Linked DNA regions of Mus musculus: all the other regions are linked to region 2. The links are chromatin loops, found by intact Hi-C in ENCODE. Cell type or tissue: heart. All regions are shown on one strand. Each heading gives the region's core, and the rest is flanking DNA. Links, peaks and the distances in the headings are about the cores only.

Evidence for each region. A loop is a pair of places that touch in the nucleus more often than their neighbours do. Peaks named below come from ENCODE experiments on the same cell type or tissue, not always from the same donor. Only the 100,000 strongest peaks of a DNase experiment are listed, where the experiment ranks them.
Region 1: a loop joins it to region 2, with 2.0 times the contacts of the local background. A loop is called at or near these places in 6 of 42 quality-filtered maps.
Region 3: it touches region 2 in a loop (2.2-fold over the local background); 6 of 42 quality-filtered maps call a loop at or near these places.

The regions. Positions count from the first base shown.
Region 1 is chr19:32,268,948-32,275,466 of GRCm38, forward strand. All of the region lies in intron 3 of Sgms1 (sphingomyelin synthase 1), which reads right to left. Among named protein-coding and RNA genes, the nearest start is that of Sgms1, 120 kb to the right of the region's middle. In heart, for the core only: no CTCF peak of the experiment used is centred there; DNase peaks (open chromatin) are centred at 3,774, 4,081 and 4,934; H3K27ac peaks cover 1,663 bases.
Region 2 is chr19:32,317,052-32,325,309 of GRCm38, forward strand. The region is part of intron 2 of Sgms1 (sphingomyelin synthase 1); the gene reads right to left. Among named protein-coding and RNA genes, the nearest start is that of Sgms1, 67 kb to the right of the region's middle. In heart, for the core only: CTCF peaks have their summits at 3,487 (motif pointing left) and 5,595; DNase peaks (open chromatin) are centred at 3,460 and 5,570; H3K27ac peaks cover 1,148 bases.
Region 3 is chr19:32,123,886-32,130,404 of GRCm38, forward strand. It overlaps Sgms1 (sphingomyelin synthase 1), which reads right to left. Exons shown (of 10, transcript NM_144792.5): 8 at 5,656-5,809; 9 at 1,341-1,507; 10 at 1-639. The coding sequence ends at 460. Among named protein-coding and RNA genes, the nearest start is that of Asah2, 24 kb to the left of the region's middle. In heart, for the core only: a CTCF peak has its summit at 3,498 (motif pointing right); no DNase peak of the experiment used is centred there; H3K27ac peaks cover 646 bases.

The DNA.
Region 1 (6,519 bases), core at 1,520-6,519, 48 kb before region 2:
CTCACTGTGACAATTTCAACCCCAGATTTTTATGGTGTTTCCCAGGACACACAAATGATATGCCACTCATTCAGAGCACTTGCATTACTCTTAAAATCCCTGGGCGCCACACACTCTTCTGTGAACACTCCAGTTTCCGCAACTATATGACCATCCTTCCTGATCATCTCCTCTTCCCAGCACTGGGTGCAGCACGAATCCAGCACAGACCACAAACTACACACAGCTCTCATGTCTTCTCCATCCCTTTTCCACTGACATAATTGCTTCTCTATACTTTATGGGATGACACTCATTGCATCATTACATCTATTCTGCTTTGTGACAAGTCAACTCACATAACTCAGTCTCAGCTGGGGCACGCTGCCCACTGCCAATATTAGAAGCGTGAACTTTGACGCCTTGTCCAAGGTGTTGTTGGTTTTTCATCAAACTGCTTCTACTTTCTTCTGTAATCAACCACACTGTCATTTGTGGGAAGACTGGCCCGCTCTGATTTCGGTGTCTGGCCTGGTCGTCTCTTTGGTTGGGATTTGTGACTGCTGCTTGGGACTGGCAGCCCAGCAGTAGAGAAAGACACAAAGTCTGCCCCACAGTCACAGTTTACAGTCAAGCAGTTGAAGAAAGAGCACGCTGTGTGCTCTGGTGACGTGCTCCCAAGAAAACAGTGCAGGACTACAGGACACAGGGAGACGGGAGGAAGGAGAAATGGGGTCAGCAGCTGCTAGGAAGGCCTCCAGTCCGCTATTCAAACAGAGCAAAGGGGAGCTTCATAAAGCACCAGTTGTTCTGTGTTTCCAATTGAGAACAAATCTGAACTCTTCTACAGACAACTGAAGTCTGCGTGGAGCAGCCTGGCTCCTGTAGTCTCATCTCCTGCCCTCTTCTTTTTCCATCTATGCTCCGGCAATGTTGTCCTCTGTTCTTCCTCTGAATGTTCTCCAAAGCAGCGGCTGATTCACGCTCCCCTTCCCTCCCAACTGTAAACAGCGCCGCAGAGAAGGGGACAAATGTGGGTATGACCAGTTCACACACTAGCAATGTAAGAACAAAGGAAGTTATCTAAGACAATGATTACATCATCAACTTTATCAGCACTAAACAAAAAATTGCAATAAATACAAAACTACTTTGCTATATTTTTCATTAGGGAGGATACTTGATCTAGTACGTTGAATTTTTCCCTCTTCTTCCAGTTCATTAAAAACATCCATTTGTAATTGTAACTCTATATGACTCATATAGAGACCAAGAAAAATTGACAGGCAATTTTTGAGAAAAGCAGTCTGTAAATAATCACCATGAATACAGACAAAATTTGAACTCTCCAGCCTGGAAGATGGATAAAGGCCTCTAACCGTGCTCCTCTAAGTCTGATCCTTGGAACTCATGAAAGAAGCTAGACATGGTAGCACACATCTATAATCCCAGCATCACTATAGTGAGAAGGGAGGCCGAGACAGAAAAGAGGCTGGAAGGTCTCAGGTCAGCTAGCCCAGAACCCCCAGTGCAGTTGCAGAAATGAGACAGACTGCGTCTCAAAGAAGGTGGAAAGTGAGAACTGATTCCCAAATGTTGTCCTTTGACTTCTACACACATGCTATGACACACGCACTTGCACACACACAGAAAAACAAAACAAAACATCGGTTTTTGTTGGTTTTTGTTGTTGTTGTTGTTATTGTTTTGTTTTTCGAGACAGGGTTTCTCTGTATAGCCCTGGTTGTCCTGGAACTCACTTTGTAGACCAGGCTAGTTTTGAACTCAGAAATCTGCCTGCCACTGCCTCCCAAATGCTGGGATTAAAGGTGTGCGCCACCACCGCCCAGCACAAAACATCTTTTTAAATGTGAAAAACCGAGTGTAGCACTGCAGTCTAGCACTTAGATCAAACTACTGAGTGATACTTTAAGTCCCATCAGTATACTGTTTCTAAGTCCTTATAAGATACTTTGTCTTGTTAGGTGCCTCAGACATTTCTAGAAGGTGTGAGATTGAAGCCTCACTTTCAAAGAGGTTAGAAAATTTGTTAAGAGCCTCTGAGAAGGCCAACAGATTAAAACAAAGCAAAACAAAACAAACAAACAAAAAAATCCTCTTTGAAGTTCGTCAATGCCAGAACCCACAATGGAAGGAGAACTGACCGCCAAAGGTTGTCCTTTGACCTCTACATGCACACAGTAGCACATATGTACACAAACGTATATACATGAACATACACATGTACATGTACACGCATACATACATAAATGTGCACAAACTATAATGCTGAATTAAAATGTATGTTTTTATAGAAATGAAAAATACAGTAACGTGGCAAGATACATGGTATCATTAAAATTTTGGGGGGCTTAGGATTACTTGCTAGATAATTATATATAATAACATACACAATTATAGTTTTGAATACAGGTATTTAACAAAATTGGCTGTCTTGTTTCACAGTCCATTTGTGTTGTGTTTTGTTATGTATATGGACTGGGTGGAGAGAGAAAGGGTTGGAGTTTTTCCACCTGTTTGAGCAGAAGGCTTCCTTTGTGGGTGGTAACTGAACCTCCCCTCCACATGATACTGGCAATTTGGAAATGTCTGGAGTAGGCATTGCTTCCTCATTACATCAACATATCATTGGCCAAGCCCTCATCGCGTCTTTAGAATGCCCTCCTCCCACGAGGCTGCTCACTAGACATAAACAGTCTGTAGATACGGCAAATCAAAAACACTTAACCTGCATAAGCTTACAGTCAGTAAACCAATGACATGAGCAGCTACCTCCAGTCTCTCCTGCAATGGAAAGATCCACAAATGAGAAAAGACATTGCAAAACAGAACAGCAAGAGAAGTAAAGGAAGCTACAGGCCTGGGCTCATTCCACTGCTAAGCGCTTAAAGGCTGAGAGCGGGATAGACGCAAGGAGTGCCTGGTGATTTCCATCTACCCACAAGGCAAAAGAAACCAAGAGCAAGCTGACTGCATTCTCTCCAAGCTATGATGAGTAGCCATGTCCCTCGTCAACTGCTCATCCCTGCCATGATATTTTTAAAATTCTCTGTACAACTGTGTGGATCAGCGTTTTTCACTAAGAATGCCATGGGGCTAGGGCAAAACCACTTTCTCTTTCAGTCTTCAGATGCTACTGTCAAGGGTGCCTCACAGGCTTTTTCTAAGGGGCGCCACAGAATACACAAACTCCTCTGTTATATCAATCGCCACAAACCTGGATAAACTTGTTCACAGGTCAGAAAATGAACCTGACACTGAAATAAGATTCTCAGCACTCATCAAGCTGCCTTATGGCATGAGGAGAATGAGAACAGAAAGGCAAGGTTAACCCACGTCCGAATCTCAAGTCAAGTTCTATTCATGTAAAACCACGACCTTAGGGAGGGAGGGGGACAGAAGCATCAAGATCAATCACTTTAAATCCTCACAGAATAAGGTGGAGGCAAAAAAATCGCCCCATCTCCGCAGGAATGCAGAGTACTCCCTTGCTAAGATGAGAACCCCAAGCTGGGAACCCCATTTGCAATGTCTCCCAAAACCCCAGTCCTGTGAGTAAAATGTGACAAACCCACCTTTCTTTGTCACTAACAAGGAAGTAACTGGGCTAGAGAGAAAAATTTGCAGGCTTGTGTGAAAAACAGCCAAACGCTGTTTTTCCAGAAGAGCTGGCTCAGAGTGCACTAATCTCTGTGCCCTGGGTTAAGATGCAGCATCTGGCTCCCAGGTCTCCACTGAAAAAAGTAGAGCTTGCAGCCTGCTCTCCACTGATAACGGTGAGAGCACGCCATGGCACTTCCTGTTCCCATCCCACCCACATCTGGAGGGAACACTCAGAACTGTGCACAGGCTCATCATGTTGATACATATGTTGAGGCTGAGCAGGTTATTAGGATATTTCACCAAGAGAGAGAAAGAATGCCAGGCTAGCCAAGTTGCACACATGATACCATTCTTCTTTGTAGCTAGAACCTGGAGTGTGAGAATATGTTACACATGTTGAGAAAAAGAGTCTTTGCCAAGAGTCTGACCAGAGGCCATGTTTCCTCTGGTCAAGACTGGAACACACAGTACCAAATATGGACGCACACCAAAAATTCATGCAAAATATCTGAAACCAGGGTGTGTAATAGGGCTCTGCCGGGCCTCTCCCATGGGGATCTGATGAAGCAAGTCTGGGTATCTGGGTGGTGCCTGAGAATCTTTGCTTTTAACAAGCACCTGAGGAACGGTATAAGCTCAGGCAAGTCTGGGGAACACTAGTAGACAATCATGCTCAGGCTACAGCCCTTAATAAGAGCACCAATTATGTACATTATAATAAATGCAAACAATAGCAAATAATGGTCTTCTTATACAATACTACTGTTGTGACAAGAGTCACTTTAAAGAAAGGTTGGTAAGTTGTGCAACAGTTAACAGCTAATACATGACAGCCACGCCATCTAAATAGACAGATGCCTAACTCCAACTGTGACCATTATACGCACAGCCTCATTGGCCAGCACAGATCCTGCCCATCTTGTAAAAAGTACCAACAGAGAAAGATTTCTGCATTAGCTTTTTAAAATCACGAACCACATACTGAGACCCATGCTGTTTCTGTGCATATTATCTTCATACATCTTTGGTCTCCAGACCTGTCCCCAGGAGGTAAAAAAGAGCAAAGCAAAAGGCCAGAGGCTCATCCCATACAAACAATTAGTTTAGCAGAACTAGGGTATGTTATAATTTAGCCCCCAAATCTGTGAAATGCAAGGCTAGATTTCTGTTTTCATTAAAAGTCTGGTTCAGTCGCTCAAAAGAAGAAGTGGAGGCTAGGTATTTATACCAATTTGTGAAGAAGAACAACAGAAAAAAAAGAGAAAGCAGGTAAATCCTGAATCCAGATGGCTCCCCTGGGATTCTTTGACTTTGCAAAGGCCGTGGCAGGAAACATCCAATGGGAACTGTGGTTCACACTTGGAACGTCCATCATCCAGGGCTGCTTAGCTTGCTCATAACTGCTAATGAATGGGAAAGGCAGCTGGAGATCAGGACAGGCAAGCAAGCCATACTCAACTGTGCACAGAGGAGCTAAGCTGGGGTGGAAGGTGAGCTGTTTGGGGGAGCTGTTCACAGTTTCAGCCCAGGGAAATCTTCCATTTACAAGTATTAAGTTTTGCTTTGTTTTGTTTTGCATTAGGTTATTTTTAAAGAAGAAAATTAATCTTTTTTACTTGTCCTTAGTTAAAATGAAAGGCTTAATCTGTCACAGGATCAGTAGCCCCAACCCTCTCAGGTTAGCTGGAAACTCATTTGAGTTTCAAAAAGAAACAAAAAGTAAAATCCTGATTCGTCCAAGCACTTGCCTAGGCCTCTATTACAGTAGGGATGGGGACAGGTGACTCATTCAATTACTTGATGAGGCCTCTGAACACAGCAGGGATGGGCAGAGCCCTGTGTCATTGACTCCTTTCTTGTAATTCTAGGTTGTCAGGCATCACTAAATGCTGCAAAGAGAGGTAGAGCGAGGGAAGGTGTCCCTACTATAGAGTCACCTGAACAATGACATCAGGGAAATGCAGAGCAGGCACACCTATGGGGGAAGACACTCTCCCCCATACATATAGTGCTGTCCACCCCAACCAAAGCACAGACCCCCAAACCTTTCCCGCCTCATCTATGGCTCTTTCGAGGGGCTGGGAATCCTTCCCCTGTCCCCTTCCCCTTCGCTGGCCTTGGGACACCCACCCTCTCCTTGTACAGATCTCTAGCAGAAGGTTATGACCCAGGGGGACTTTTCTGACCTCCTGGTCACACACCGCCCCTACAAATTCAATCTATCACACATGGTACTCTCCTAGCACAAGCCACAAGTGTAATGAAATCATTATTTCTGAAATGTAGCTGATGTCTATCCCTAGAAACTAACATCTATAGGGCAGAGGTCACTGCCGGGACTCTCTTCTTTTCTCTCTCCAGCACCTCAGAACTAGCAAAGTTCAGTATACAATGGGAAAGAAATGAAGCATGCCAGGTAGGTACTTCTGTGTGCTCTCTTAAAGGACAGCCTGGAGCTACCTTCCTTGCTGTGTTGGATACAGTACAGATTTCCTTCTACACAACAGATGTTAGGAACTCTGTGAAAGCCATGTGGAAAAGAAACATGAAGGCACAAACGAAGCAGGGTAGAGAATGTCCACTTGATGTCTCAGCTCACCTCACCCAACTGTATTCTGAAGAGGAAGACACTGAAACAAAGTGGTGACCACCTAAAATCACACAGGTCAACCACAGACCCAAGCCAGCTCAAATGAGTAAGTGCTGCCACACAGGAAGTAGTGTAAAACCCCAAAGCTCTTCAGAGGCCTGCCCATCCAGACCCTGTGATCTAGTAGCAATCGTAACTCCCCATAGTTCTAACAGCAAGTATGGGTTACTCAGCTGCCCCACTTACAGGAAAAAACCAACTAGCACAAGATGACATAGCGCATTGGTAGCTAGGGCTGATCAACAAACTCCATCGCCATGAGCTCA
Region 2 (8,258 bases), core at 1,441-6,440:
CACAAAGACCACAGAGACTGCCATCGCTGCAAAACGCATGAGGATTTTTATTGATCCAACATGTTGGGGACTCCCCTCTCAGCAAGCAGGCCAGAGGAGAGACCCAGAACAAAGAAAGAACACACTTTTTATACCTTTGTAAGGGACAGATTTGAGCAACAGGGTTTTCATTAGTGTAGCAAGTAACCCTTTCAGGCATTGGTTGGTTTGTATAGTGACTAAGTAACCCTTTGGCCTAGTGACTCACTTTGCTTGCCACCATGGTGGGTTATTATAATTTGGTCAACTTTTAGCTATTAACATCACAGAGAATTCTAGCAAGGTCAGGGCTGTCTGCAGTCTTCCTCAGAATTCAGTGTGGGGCGGGGTAGGGGATTTCTCTGGGAGCTGCTATCTTGTTATGGTTATTTCTCTGAGAACAGCTAATATTATTTTGGCAGTTGGAAGCTTAGTCATTTTGACCACTAAAACTATGTTTTTACATTTATTTAGTCAACCAGCTTCCTTATCTGGCTCTGCACTTGGCCTGCTAGTGCAGTTTGGAAAGTCCTTTTCTAAGGGGGAAGGTACTGGGTGGTCTTGAATTCATTTTGGATATTACAGTGGCATGCTGGATGTTAGCATGCAGAGAGAGAGTGTTATATAAAAAGCAGGAATGCTGAATAAAATGATTCAAATTAATCATTTCTCAATATTAGTTGTGGTTGACATACAGTACTATCATTAGAAAGGTAAAGCTTATGTTAAAACTGTCTGACGCTACCATCCAGTCTCACCCCATCCTCCAACTGCAGTTGTTACTTTTTAAATTATTATTATTATTTTGTTTGTTTTTTGTTTGTTGTTTTGTTTATTATTTTGTTTGGTTTTTTTTGTTGTTGATGGTGGTTTTTCGAGACAGGGTTTCTCTGTGTAGCCCTGGCTGTCCTGGAACTCACTCTGTAGACCAGGCTAGCCTCGAACTCAGAAATTCATCTGCTTCTGACGCCCAAGTGCTGGGATTAAAGGTGTACGCAGTAGTTTTATGTCCAAAACTCTTTCCCTCCCTAATATTCAAGCTGCCTTTAACAGCTCCTATCACTTAGAGAAGAGTTAGCAAACTTCTTATGTGGATGTCAAGATGGCAGATACTAGGAGCTCTGCAAGCATCCTACCCCCACCCTATCTTTCTCTATGAGAGTCCTCTAGACCATTCCATGTCAGAACAACTCCACCCACTTCATAACTCATAGCTTTTAACCCCTAAAACTCCTCAAGCACAACACCAAAACTCACTTATTGCAAGATGCAGACTTCACAATCTATACTTCTCGAATTCAGGAGGCTAAGGCCTGGAGGTGGCCAATTGTTTGAGACCAATTTGAGAATAAGTTCCAGGACAGTTTAAGCTACCAAGTAAGACTATATTAATAACTAAAGGATGGATGGACGGATGGATGGATGGATGGTTGGGTGGATGGTCATTTAACTCTACATATTTGCATTGGTTTTTAAGTCATAAAACAACACATAATTGGTTAACATATACTTCATGCTTTAGAAATACTAATGGGAATAAAAATTTGATCAGAGCTTCCTTCCATTCTCAGGCACTCTACCAACTATGAACAGGTATGCCCTTCCAAAAGAAGTACTCTGTAATCCAAGTCCAAGGAATTTTGGACTCAACAAAGTTAAGCGACTTTCTTTATAGCAGGAATTCACTGCACTGTGAATGTCCTCAAAGATAGACATCCTACCCAATAGTCCTCAGATTTGTTTGGCCATGGAATATTTACACATTTTACCCTCTGAACTGTAAAAGCAGTTAGCAATATTGTTTTTGAAATTAGGTGCATACTTGTACAGGACAGATGAAAGGTCTTAATTCTGTCATCATGTGCCAGGCCTATCAATGGCCTATTGAATGGAATTTACATCATAATCCCTAAAACCTATGCATGTTTCTTTACAAAGTAAAAAGGGAGGGCAGCAAGGGGTTGGGGAAAGGGGCTTTTACAAATGCAATTAGGCTAAAGATATTGCATTGGAGAGGCCTGGTTTGTCCCAATATACAGTCAAAAGTGTCCTCAACATGTAGGAACCAGCCTGATACCAAATACAAGGGGTGTTGGGGAGAAAGGCAACTGATCTCCCAGAGACAAATAAATCAGCCCAAGAAAAGGAATTCTGGAGCCACCACAAGCTGCAAGAGAAAAGAGCAGATTCTCCTAGACCCTGCAGAGAGGGAGGGGCAGCCCTACCCACACCTTCACTTCAGACCATTAAAGCCAGTACTAGATAGACTTCAGGCCCTCAGAACTGTCAAAAAGCAAACTCGTGATGCTTAAGCTGCTGAGTTCATGATAATTTGTTGCAGCCTCCACATAGCCAGATGACTTACACTTGGTATCAATACTGATTTCCATGTTGTGTTTGGAGTCCTAACTCAACTCTTTAACAACTGCCACCGGGAGCAAATGTTGAATAGCTTCTCCTATTCAAGGCCCCTTGTGTTTCACAGCTTGTAAAATCTAATGGCCTGCAAGTCAGCAATGGCCACACTCAGTCGAGCTGTGCTAGCCACATACTAGAAGCATTTGACAGAAAGTAAAACACACACAGCTGGAACGCACAGAAGCCCTCATTAAGTATTCTTCAATGAAGCCCAATTACCCTTGTCCTCAATAAAGCCCCCATTAACCTTGCTTGCTGAGGTTTCACAATCCACTTAAAAGAGTATTCTAACTGATGACGAAATGTCCTGGAACTGGACTGAGCCAGCAAGACTTAAGTCATTGACTGGTTAACCACACGGCCTTGGTCAAGCTATTTGTCCTTTGTATGACTCAGGAATCTTATCTGGAAGACAGAACCAAGTTTAGTGATGTTTACATACTTGCTCTATTAATTAAACATGGAGATAGAGTTCCTCCCATGTATTTGAAATGAATCAGTAGCCAACGAGTGAAAATTCAACACATGGAAATAATTATTTGATGATCACTCCTACTCGGGGAGCTGGAGCTACTTTCACCTCAAGCTATGCCTCTTTGATCTTCCGTTTCACAAACTACAAATATTTAGCTTGCTGGACACTGAAATGACCTCAACAGAGAAAGGCAGATGGAGAAGCTCCACGTTATGCCCCTGGATCATTGCTTTTGATGTCTGGATCAATGATGAGAGTTAATGGGTCTAAGGCATGAGCTCGCTGCTGTGTTACCTTCACGGGACTCACTACAAGGCTTACATTTCCTGTTCTTGTAGCAGGTCTCCTGTATTCGTGGTCATCTGGACAGACGAAAGCAAACCACCACTGAATTCCATCTAACTGTGAGCTACTGAAGCTCCACCTGGAAGCCCTTGTATTTATTACCTGTCAGCTGTGCTCACAGCAGCGAAAGCAAACCATTCTCTAAAGCTCAGTGAAGCAGGCGCACAGTGAGGCCAGTTGCAACAACAGTCACCAGTTGTCACCACCCCCAAGCGCCACCTGCTGCCACATCTGATATCACAGCTTACACTGATGATTCAGAAGGTAGACTGCATCACACCTTAGGGCAAACATCAGCTCACCTTATGACCATACATCTGGACAGACATCAGACTTGATTCCTTCCGGAGGAACTTTTTGCAGGGTGTGGTAGCTCCTGCTGGTAATGCCAGGATTTGAGAGATAGAAGGTGGAGAATAAAGAATTTAACACAAGCCTGTACTCCACAGGAAAACTGACTTAACAACAACACAAGGCTGGAGATGTAACTCAATGACTGACTGAGCAAGTGTTTGCCTAGTATGAATTGAGTGCCTACAAAAGTAACAGACAGACAGGCAGGCAGGCAGACAGAGAGACACTAGTCCCCAGCTATATTGCCTTAGGCACCAATACCAGCTACCAGCAGAAATAAACCCAATTAAAGGTTCTGATAAAGAAAACAAATAAGCCTTGATGCTAGCTACATTTAAGAAACAAAAACCAGAGCAGTAATAACATTCCCTTGCCAGGGACAAATAGATGGAGATTCAAATAACCCAGCATCAGCAAATACACATAATAGGCTTTTCTGGTCTATAGAGACCATGGTGAGACACACCAAAATCCTAATAGACTCACAGTTCAGAAAAAGAAGCCCAAGCTAATGAAAACCTTAGTGGTAATGGTTGCTAAGAATCTCTTTATTGTTATGATTGAAGTATAGGTTACATATCCAAATGCTATGGAGGCACCCACCCTGTAGCTGGCAAGATGCAAAGCCAAAGAGCTGCGCACACACACACACACACACACACACACACACACACAGAGACAGAGACCGAGAGACCCATCCACGTCAGTATGTTCACATCTTCTTCTCACTAAATGTAGTTAGAGCACAGAATGTTAATGCAGATAACAGTCTTGGATATCTCTAGCTAAATAGAAAAACAAAACAATCTTACAACATGGAGCCGCAAAGGACATACCACCAACATCTTTCCTTCCTAGAATCCCCAGCCTTCCATATATCAGATAAGAAGCAACAGGACAAAAGTCAATGCTTCCAAGGCAAGGAAAGAGCTCAAATCAGCAGGAACCTCACAGACATCAACTCTTGAGTTTTTAATTGCAATGCCTCTAGATATTTGCTGAGAATCACCCAAGTTACTAACTTAAAATTCAGTGAGTGAGTCATGGTCTACCTACTCCTAAAGCTCAGAGTCTAATGCGGTACACCATCTCCCCAGGTTCAAGATCTTAAAAGAAAGGCAACAGAGCCTGGCTCACAAACAAGATGCTTACTATCCAACTTGAAGATGCCACTGCCGGGTCCTCCAGGGGGTCCGGTGAGCGCGGGAAGAGCACAGGATGCAGTCATGGCCTCTGCTCCAAGCCTATCCTTCTGTATGCGAGAAGCATTTGACAAGTGGAAGAACAATGAATTTCATATTTAAATCACTAATTCTGTTAGTGACTGAAGATCCTAAAAAGCTAATTAAGTATTCAGATCTTCAGTAATCCCAATTTGATTCCCAGATACAGAAAAATGTCGCCATCTAAAGATATACATTCCCTAGAGGCCAAAGCCTGCCTTCCTGGCTAGCTTTTAAAACACTTTAGGAAATTTGACCTCAAAGTAAAATCAGCAATTTAGTGGGGGAGGGAGGCTAGAGCCTCTGAAAAAACATCCTGCAGACCAACACACATTCAGAAATAAATTGATTTCTTTTCCTATTAATACACACAACTTGCTTTCTAAAACGCTGAAGCGTTTCCCACAATTCCTTAACTTAGTTGCAGCGAACGAATATCTCTTATTGCCAAGCTAGATTGTTCCAGATCGTTCCCTTTTGCTCTCTCCTTCACTGCCAGACATTAGCACAGTGACCTTGATTCTCCAAGCTCTTGGTGTGGGTTTTCATTAAATCCCAGGGGCCGGTGACAATGGCCTCCTAATGATTTCACAGTCACCAGAATCACCCTCTCCCACATACCAAACTCCCTGAGCAAGTTTCACTTACTCATTCACTGGATTCATTCAGCCAAAGTATTTCCAGAGTTTCTACTAGGTAACAGGCACAGCTCCAGGACAGAAAACAAAGCAGCGCACAGGCACACAGCACAGAAGCACCCCACAGTGGTGTTAGTCAGGCATTAGGCCTGTGCCAGGGAGGAAGCAGGAAGGGGACAGCAGGCTTAAGAGCTGTACTTCATTAAAGCAGTCAGCAAAGTCTCATTCCAGACAGGAAAAAAGAGGGGACCAACAGGCCAGGGGATGTGTATTCCAGGTAAGACAGTCACGTGTCCTCAGGAATGCAGGGCCCAGGATACAGCCTTCACAGGTGTGATCAGAGAGACCACAAAGGAACACATAGACATAGTCACAGTTGTGAAGTTCACCTGAAATGAAGCCCAAATGGTGTTTTTCTATTCAGTAATTCCTTCCAGAAATTCCCAAAGAAACTTAAAGGTTTTGAGAATATTGAAAGAGAAAAAAGTAAGGAAATACAGAATTGAGGATTTACCTTCCTGTTTGCTCAGCAATCAACACGGGACCCACCAGCATCATGTTCAAATCAACCACGGGGAACGCTTGTATTCTGGGGTGAGAGTCAATGCATCTGAGAACTGAGACAAAAGCATGAAGACACGTGTCCCCAGTGTCCCCAGTGTACCCAGTCTTCCAGTGGCGACTGTGCTCTAAGTGTGTTCTGCCGTCCCACCTCCTGCTCGGTGGGCGTCAAATCTAAGCAAAGTTAATATTAAAAAGCGAAGTAATATGCCTTGCAGGGCTGTTGACTTTGCTCGAGCGTTCAAATACAAACACAGTTCAAACACTACTGGGTACAATTGAGAGGCATTTTCCAGTTGAATATTCACTCGAGGGTACTGTTCTTTGCCAATGGGTTTGAAGTTAATTATTAAAAATGCTTTAACATCTGCAAGAAGAAGCATGAAAGAGCCGATGAATGATGACTCTCAAGAAGGCAGAGCTGACCTTTCGTTAGATCTGATTTAAATCACAGAATAAAGAAGCATCAATAGTTGTCATTTGCAAGTGTAGACAAATAATTTTTCAACATTTTCTTTTTAATTTTAAATGAACGGTTGTTACTCGAAAGCAAGAACAATGACCTACTACTCTTAATTTTTAAGTGATGGTGATTGTCTACATGGGGGGGGGGGGGGGCAAGGGGAACGGCCTTTTTACTGTGGCAAAAAAGAATACCACGATTACAAAAAATTTTAGTAAAATGTTCCGAAGGAGAAAATATGCTTTATTTGAAGCTATACATAAAACTGTGCACATTTGTTGTAGAAACTGGACTCTGATCTAGAAATCTGAACTAGCAAAAGAACACGAATTCCAAAAGAGCAAAGCAACAGCAAACAGCACGACGAAGCACCCTTTCCAGTGTGGAGCAGGAAGTGAATTCACGGGAGCTTAAGGAACCCAATCTTTTCTATCAGGCAGGCTCTGAGGCTACCTTCCCTGAGGCTTGATCTTCTATCTCCAACTCCCAAAGCTACTCCAGGAGCATTGCTTCCCAAGCGTGGGGTCTTGACAAGAGGTCAGTAGAAATCGTTCAAAACAGAAAGAGAAGGGACATTTCTCTGGCCCTATGGTTCCATCAGCAACTGATATAAACAGCAAGCATCAGATGCAGTTTCAATCTCTATTTCTCACACAGTCACCCTAACAGGTACCCTGGACACTTCCTCTCACCTTAAAAGTGAAGGACCGAACAGAGACACAGAGAGGTTAAGCTATCACACAGCATCCCAGTGATGTAGCTCTAGGTCCCAGCTGGAAGCAAAACACTTTCCTGCCTCAATGCTTCAGGATGCTAGGATTTCAGAGTATGGCTGGCAATTAATTATGTATTAATATTCGGTTGACTCTCATTACTTGATTTTTTTTAAGCAGGTTTTGAATTTTAGGGATATTATACTTAGAGGCACCACATAAACATCCACCCCTATCTATGGTATCTGACTCCATCATGAAAGGTGATCAAGCTACCCCTGGCTGCTTAAAGTCATGCCTCCAATACCCCAGAGGTAAACAGCTTGGAATAAGTCACGCATTGATGCAGAATGACACCTGACATCTTTTCCTGGTTAAAGAGGAGCTGGGTTCTGTTTGGTGTCAGTGGTGTGGATTTCAAAGGCCTCAGACCTAACACTGCATCTCACTGGTCTGGAAGTCATTCAAGACTACCCCCCCAGAGATCCATTCTGACCACATCTGGAAGAAAGAGACCACAAAGCTAAGGAAAACATAAATATGCCTTAGGGTACCCACTCCACATCAAAGACCTGGTGCTAACACTGTTTAAGGGTTAGTCAAAGAAGACCCATAAAATGTGGTTTTACTAGGGATAATCCTTTAGTTCAACTTACTTGTTTTTATAAGCAGTGTTAGTACTCAAATCACCAACAATTAAACCACCAGCCCAGCTCCATCCAGGGAAGCTGCCTTCCCTATCCATCATCTTCCATGTGCTCCCAGAGATGGCTAAGGTAGTCCCAGGCAACAGACAGGACGCTTACGGGATAAGAAGGGAGTGGGCAGTATCAGCTTTAGCGATGTGAACCTAATCTTTGAACCAAGGAACCCACCAGAGATGTGCTAGAGTTAAACCATTTTTTTGTGGCAGAGAAATTGAGCTTTAAAAAGAAGTCAACACCTTCTTAAATGCTGCCCAGAGATCTTCATGCATCGCTAACCTATTCTCACTGCCTATCAACAGTCGAGTAGGGTTTCCCAGCAACAGTCACGTGAGGCAGTTCACCG
Region 3 (6,519 bases), core at 1,520-6,519, 190 kb before region 2:
CAACTCCCATGCAGACACTTAGGACCCTTCATAGAGACATTTACTAGAAAATGGCTTACAGCCCTGTCTTTGGGGCAAGAGATATGAAAAGTATGTTTTCCCAAGAAAATAACACACTTTATTTCCAGATATGGCTGGAAAGGCCGGAGCTTAGGATACAGAAGCACACGGTGGTGCGGCTGAATGACACAGAGGGACACGGTGGCTGCCTGTTATAGAAGCCCCAAGCTTAACAACAGGAAATGTCTACAGTGCATGATGTGGGAACTTTTCTTTATTGTTGTCCAACGCGGGTCCTTTGGAGAGAAAAAAAAAGATCACAGTGCTGAGCAGGTAACGCAATAGGTTAAGTCAAGGTAACTTGAGAGATAGCAGGGGGAGGTGGTTACTTTATGGCATCTTCTGTCATGGAGTTCTTAGCACTTCGGACTGTTCTTCATTCCCTAGTCGGCAGAGCTGTTATGTGTCGTTTACCAGCCGGCTATATTTAACTTGCCTACTAAGGTGGACTACCGGCCAGGGGAAGGGCCAATGGTAAGATCGAGGTACAATTCCTTGGACATTCTTTTCAAAGTACTGAAATGGCCTGTACCACCACACCCTGGCCAGGAGGTTCATCTGGGAGGCTTCCTTAAGCACCTAGGAAAGCAAAGAACATACACATTTGTTTGTTTGTTTTTCAATCTTACTGTCTTCCCTTTAAAATATTTCCCATGTTAAAATTCAAAGGATCCCAGACTTGCTCCACACCCACCCACACAGCCGGGCTTCACTCTGAGTTCACCACACTATACCCTGGACACGTCAGATTCCAGGAGAGCAAGGGAAACTGAGACGCCCTCAATTTGTACCTACTAAATATCTCAGTCAGCCCTTTCTTCACTCTCCTTGGATCTTAACTTCCTGTGCTCCTATATAATAAATGTATATTTATAAATGTTATAATAATATAACATATATAAATATAATAGATAAAATATATTTAATACCTTAGTTAAACGTAACTATGAAACTAGTGATGGGCCCATCACAACCAAAGGTTAGGAATGCACCGTAAGTGCGGATACCATCTTGGAGATTATTTTTTTCACAGATAGTAAGCACATACGTTTCAGAAGAAAGTGGTATCTGTGTCAATTACATCAGCACTTTACACACTGGCTCCGCAGAGGAATGGTGCTATAAAAGCCAGCACCACCTCAGGTGGTTGTTCCGAAGAAAGAGAAACTGAAAAAGACTCACAGCTTCCCCGTCTTTCCAACACCTCTTACTCCGGCCTCAGCCAGCAGCACCAAGACTGAGACAGGAGAAGTTAAGATGACAGGGAAGGGGCGACTCACTTGCTGATTGGCCATCGTGTGATACCACCAGAAGAGTCTTGTGGTGATGTAGTAGGCCACCACCACGTCCACAGTGTAGTGGTCATGCGCTAAGAGAATACAGAAGATTCCAACGACGCTGAGGAGCCAGCAAATCCAGTGGTACCACCAGAGCCGCCGAGGAGAATCTAGAAGGAGGAAACATGTGCAATAGTCCCGGTCCTAAATACCACTCACCCAATACCACCAATACCACTCACCCACGCCTCCGCCATTCTGGAGGACCGACTATCTTACACCTTTCCTCCAGAAAGCCCATTTTTGTGGGCCAGCAAACTAAAGGACTTTTTGTTTCTCTATAACTTGGGATAGAAGGAAGTGGCTTTTAATGAAATATGACTAGCAGCAGTAATTTATCTAGGGCCATAACTTATTTCATATAAGCAAAAACGTAACATAAAAGGTGACTATGACCAAATATGCACAGGTCACTGCGTTGAGCTCCATCTTTAAAAGATGGTCCCCTGACACTGCGGTGTGTGTATGCATGTCTGCATGAGCATAGACACTGATGTGTGCAGCTGTGTGTATGCCTCACATGTAGGAGCCAGAGCTTGGTGACTGAGCTGCTCTCTCGATCACGCTATGTTATGTACTGAGGAAGGTCTCGACGTGAAACCGCAGCTCACTCACCGAGTCTGCTAGTCTAACTACTCAGCTTGCTGCCGGGACCCCTGTCACCTCCACACCAGCTCTGGAACTACAAGGATGCTGCCATGTCTACCTGGTATTTCTGTGGGTGCTAAGGAGCTAAACACACAGTCTTAGCTTGGTACCTCAGGCACTTTACGCCCTGAGCTCTGGCCCTAGGCTCTGTCCAATGGCCATTAATTAAGTGCAACCTATGGATACACTGAGGTTAGTGTCTTATGTAAATCTAACTCCTACTGTGCCACATATTCCTTTTCTAAATGTATGTTTTTGAGACTATAATTTAGTTTCTCCCTTCTCTTTGCTCCCTCCAAACCCTCCCTCTTATACATCTCTTCCCACTCTGTTTCAGAATTACGGCCTCTTTTCTCACTGATTGTTATTGGATGCATTCATGTGTCTGCATATAACTATACACTCCTAATTATAGCCTGCTGAGTCTATATACAACTTCTTGTATGGCCAATGGTTTGATGCTGGACAATCTGTTTGCTGTGCTCTTCCCTGGAGAGGGATGCCTCTTATGTTTCCATCTTTACTCAGTTGTCTGTAGTTCTTTGTGCAGAGTTGGAACCTCATGGTCTTTTCCCCATCTAGTTTGGCATGTTCCTTGGTCGTCCTTGTTTAGCTCATGTTTGTGCCACAAATGCTTAGGCAGGGACCATGCAGTTATAATCCCTACAGCTACCAGCCTGCTTCCCAGGTTCCATAACTACACACTCATCCGAAAGACGGTGAGATTTGTACTCCACATTCTCAATGCGTAGGGGTCTAGAGCGCGTGGGGTTTCAGACAAAGCTCTGAATGGATCTACTGCCCTGATTTTGGAGAAGAAGGTATTGCCAACTTTTACTGGATTCTCAAGAGATCCAACTGCCATTCATTCACTCGGGCTGGGCGCATCTACCTTTCCCTGGACAGGTCCTACTCAAGATGTCTGAATCAACAAAGGAAGTAAGCAAAGGCGTGCCTCTGTGGGGGGAACCCTTGCCAGAAGGCGAGACAGACAAAGAGTAAGACACTATAACTACAGAGTTGCATATTATATAAAGGTGAAAGTTGTTAAAAGCTGAGGGGATCAGAAGGAAGAGGAGGAAAGAGGTCCCCCCGCCCCTTTGGTTGTTTTTGCAATTTTAAATTGGGTGCTGGGGGCAGAAACTGGCCACTCATATTCATACCTTAACAATACACCAAGAACAGCTACTACACATTTTCTGTGAACCTCACTGCGTATCCATGCACACCACTTATTTTACTTTTTATAGCCTCTTCCTCACTCATGAAATAAAGACTCATTTTAAAGATGAGGAAACAAAGACATATAGAGATTAAACATTTTCCCCACAGTCAGAATTCGGGGAGGGGCCGATAGTTCCAGGATCCCAAATCAGGGTTTTGTGACTCCTGCAAGGTCTCCGCACTGTCCAGTAACATGAAAAACAATTTCAGGTGTGAACCAGTAGGGGGCGAGCACCCTTATTCCCAAGGGCCCTATAGCAACTGACTCCTAAAGTTTCCACTTCCTATGGCTGGTTATGTTGTGGTATAAAGGTCAGATGCCCTGTGGATAGACATTTCTAGAATTCACTGCAGTCGATCACACAGTAAATAAACAGGACATCTCTTCTCCCTCTCTCTCAGGCCCCTGCAGAACATCTCACTTCATAACGGTTCCTTCTGGTTCACGACAGGGTTGGGCAGCCTGCGTCCTCCTGTCTCCTCCGTATTGCCTGTCCTGTGTGTGGTCACCAAGCTCTTCCATGGCCTGCACTTTACCCCAAGGGTGACGGACAGGTCAGGCCACACCTCCTCTGCATACCTGCATCAGAAGCTGAGGACTGTCTCTTGGTCTCTAGCCTGTTCTCTCTAGAACTTCTTGAAAGCTACTTCTCTGAAGGAAAACTCAGCTGACACTGTCCCCTTGTTCCCAACCACTCTAAGTGTCCCCATCTGCCGCAGACAGAAGCCAAGCCTCTGCTTTGTGGCTCGGGCTCTTTCTGACCTGGGCGCTGCTTCCTGTCCATTTTCTTCTTCAGGACTACTCCCAGCTCCCAGCAGACACATTTCAAGAGCTACAATGCTCCTAACTCCATACTGTGGTCTGTGTCCATCCTCTGTGTCCCCCCGGTTGTCTAACACTCTGCCTTACTGAACAGCTTCTAACAGTGAAATTATGAATAACTGAATTTTCCAGGGAAGTAATCTGTTGTTCAATTACAGGGCTGAAATCCTAACAGCAATTAAAATGGATGAACCAGGTTTCATGTCTCAAAACAACCTGAGAGCAGAAAGCAACAGAACATGTTTATATGTGTTGTTTGAATTCAAAATTTTTATTTTATTTTTATATACAAGTTATTTTATTTTTATATTTAATTTTTTTATATATCCAAACCACATGTGGTGGCAGGCTTTGAGGTTTTTAGAAACTCAAATCAGGCCTGGTGGCTCACTAGCTCTTTCCACTGCCCATGTGTTCAAATGTACAACTCTCACCTAACTCTCTGCCACCACATCTGCCTGTGTACCACCCAGCTTCTCACCACAGCTGTAATGGACGAATAAACTTCTGAACTGTAAGCAGCCCCAATTAAACATTTTCCTTCATAAAAGCTTCTGTGGTTATGATGTCTCATCACAGCAATAAACCCCTAATTAAGATAATACACACATATACATGCACACAAACATATATCTATATACATATTTACATATACACAAATATACAAATATATATACTCATATGCATACACATATATGCACATATATATAAGCACTCACATATATGCATATACATGTATGTAACTGTTGGGGTTTTCTTTTATTGTTTATTGTAATGTTAAGTGGGGAGCCCAAGACCTGGGAGTCTGCATGTAGCCTCTGGGACCCTGCCTCCAAGTCAACTCTAATTGGTGAATAAAGATGCTAGCAGTCAATAGCTGGCAGAAGAGAGATAGGTGGGGTTGAGTTTTGGTGGGCCTAGCAGGAGGAAAGAGGAAGGAGGAAGGATTGGCCATGGAAGAAGAAGAACATACAAGAGGGAGAGAGAGAGAGAGACGTCATGGAGTAGGAGTAAAGAAGACGTGGTCATATGGGCTGGCCAATTAGAGCTGAGAGCAGCCCAGATGGAACAATGAAACATAGTAATTGATAATTCAGGGTTATAGTTAGGGAGGCAGATTCTAACAGCATGGAGGGTAGGCAGCTGCCTAGCTATTGTGCTGCCTAAAGCATATTTTAAAAATATAAAGGCTGTGTGTGTGTGTGTGTGTGTGTGTGTGTGTGTGTGTGTCTGTCTGTCTGTCTGTCTTTAATCTGGGAACATAAATGGTCTAAAGCAGATAGAATCCCTCCCACCAGGATTTTTAAAATGTATTTACTATATATAAATGATTCTATTTACATATATGTAAAACCACCCAAACATTATAGCTGACATCCACAGACAAGGTACTTCCTGTCTAGAAGTGTAGCCAAGTGCTTTCCTGGGCGCACAAGGATAAGATAAGGCAGCTGTCCTCGGGCCTCAGTCTGGCTTTAAGGAACTTTGCCCACACTGATTTTCCAAAGGACCCTGGGGCGTGGCAGGTGAGACAATTACAAAGCAAGGTTGCTTTAGACTTACACTCTTTGATAAATAGGTAGGTGAGCGTTAGCATGACCGTGTGGCCACTGTACAGATAGTCGCCACACATGTTGTGCGAGCCTGTGATGGATAAGCCACCTCCAGCAATGAGCTTCATTATTCTCCGCACTTGAGCTTCCCAGTCTCCAAAGAGCTACCAGAAAAAGAGAAAGTGAGAGTCATCGTTAGTTCACCTTGACCGGTGCTATCATCGAGACACAGACAATACAATCCTCATCAGAATGCATGTGGTGAACTTTCTCAACAGCACATTTCAGCGGGTGTCGGGGGTTTGAGATTCTAACCCAGGGCCTTAAGCATGCTAGTCCCTACCGCTAAGCCATGTGCCTCCATCCAACTTGCTTTACCACGATAAACCAGAAAGAATTTGTGGTTGATTTGCCGTAATTTCTTTGGAAAAAGAAAGTGTAAATCCTGAGCGAACATTTATTTACAGATGTGTTTCTGCCCAAAGGATGGCAGTTCTGACTTATTAGCTAACTGGAAGCTGGTGGGTCAAAAGCATAACGATGTACCTTCGGCCCTCTGAAATCACACAGGCAGACCTGGCTAGTTTTCCTTTTAGTAAGAGAAGTTTATAAAGTAATCTAACTGCCTGAGATGCAAGTCTGGGCTGGACACTCGAGTAATAAATGACTTAAATGACTTGCTTAACTTGTATTTGTTCCATCAAAGAAGGCATGCAAATGTTTGTATCTCATGATTGTAGCACCCTTTTGTAGATCCCTTTTATTCAGAGATTTATTTATTTTATGTGCATGGATGTTTTGCTTGCATGTATACATGTGTGCCAAGTGTGTGCCTGGTGCCCCTGGAGGTCAGAAGAGGGTCCCCCGGAACAGC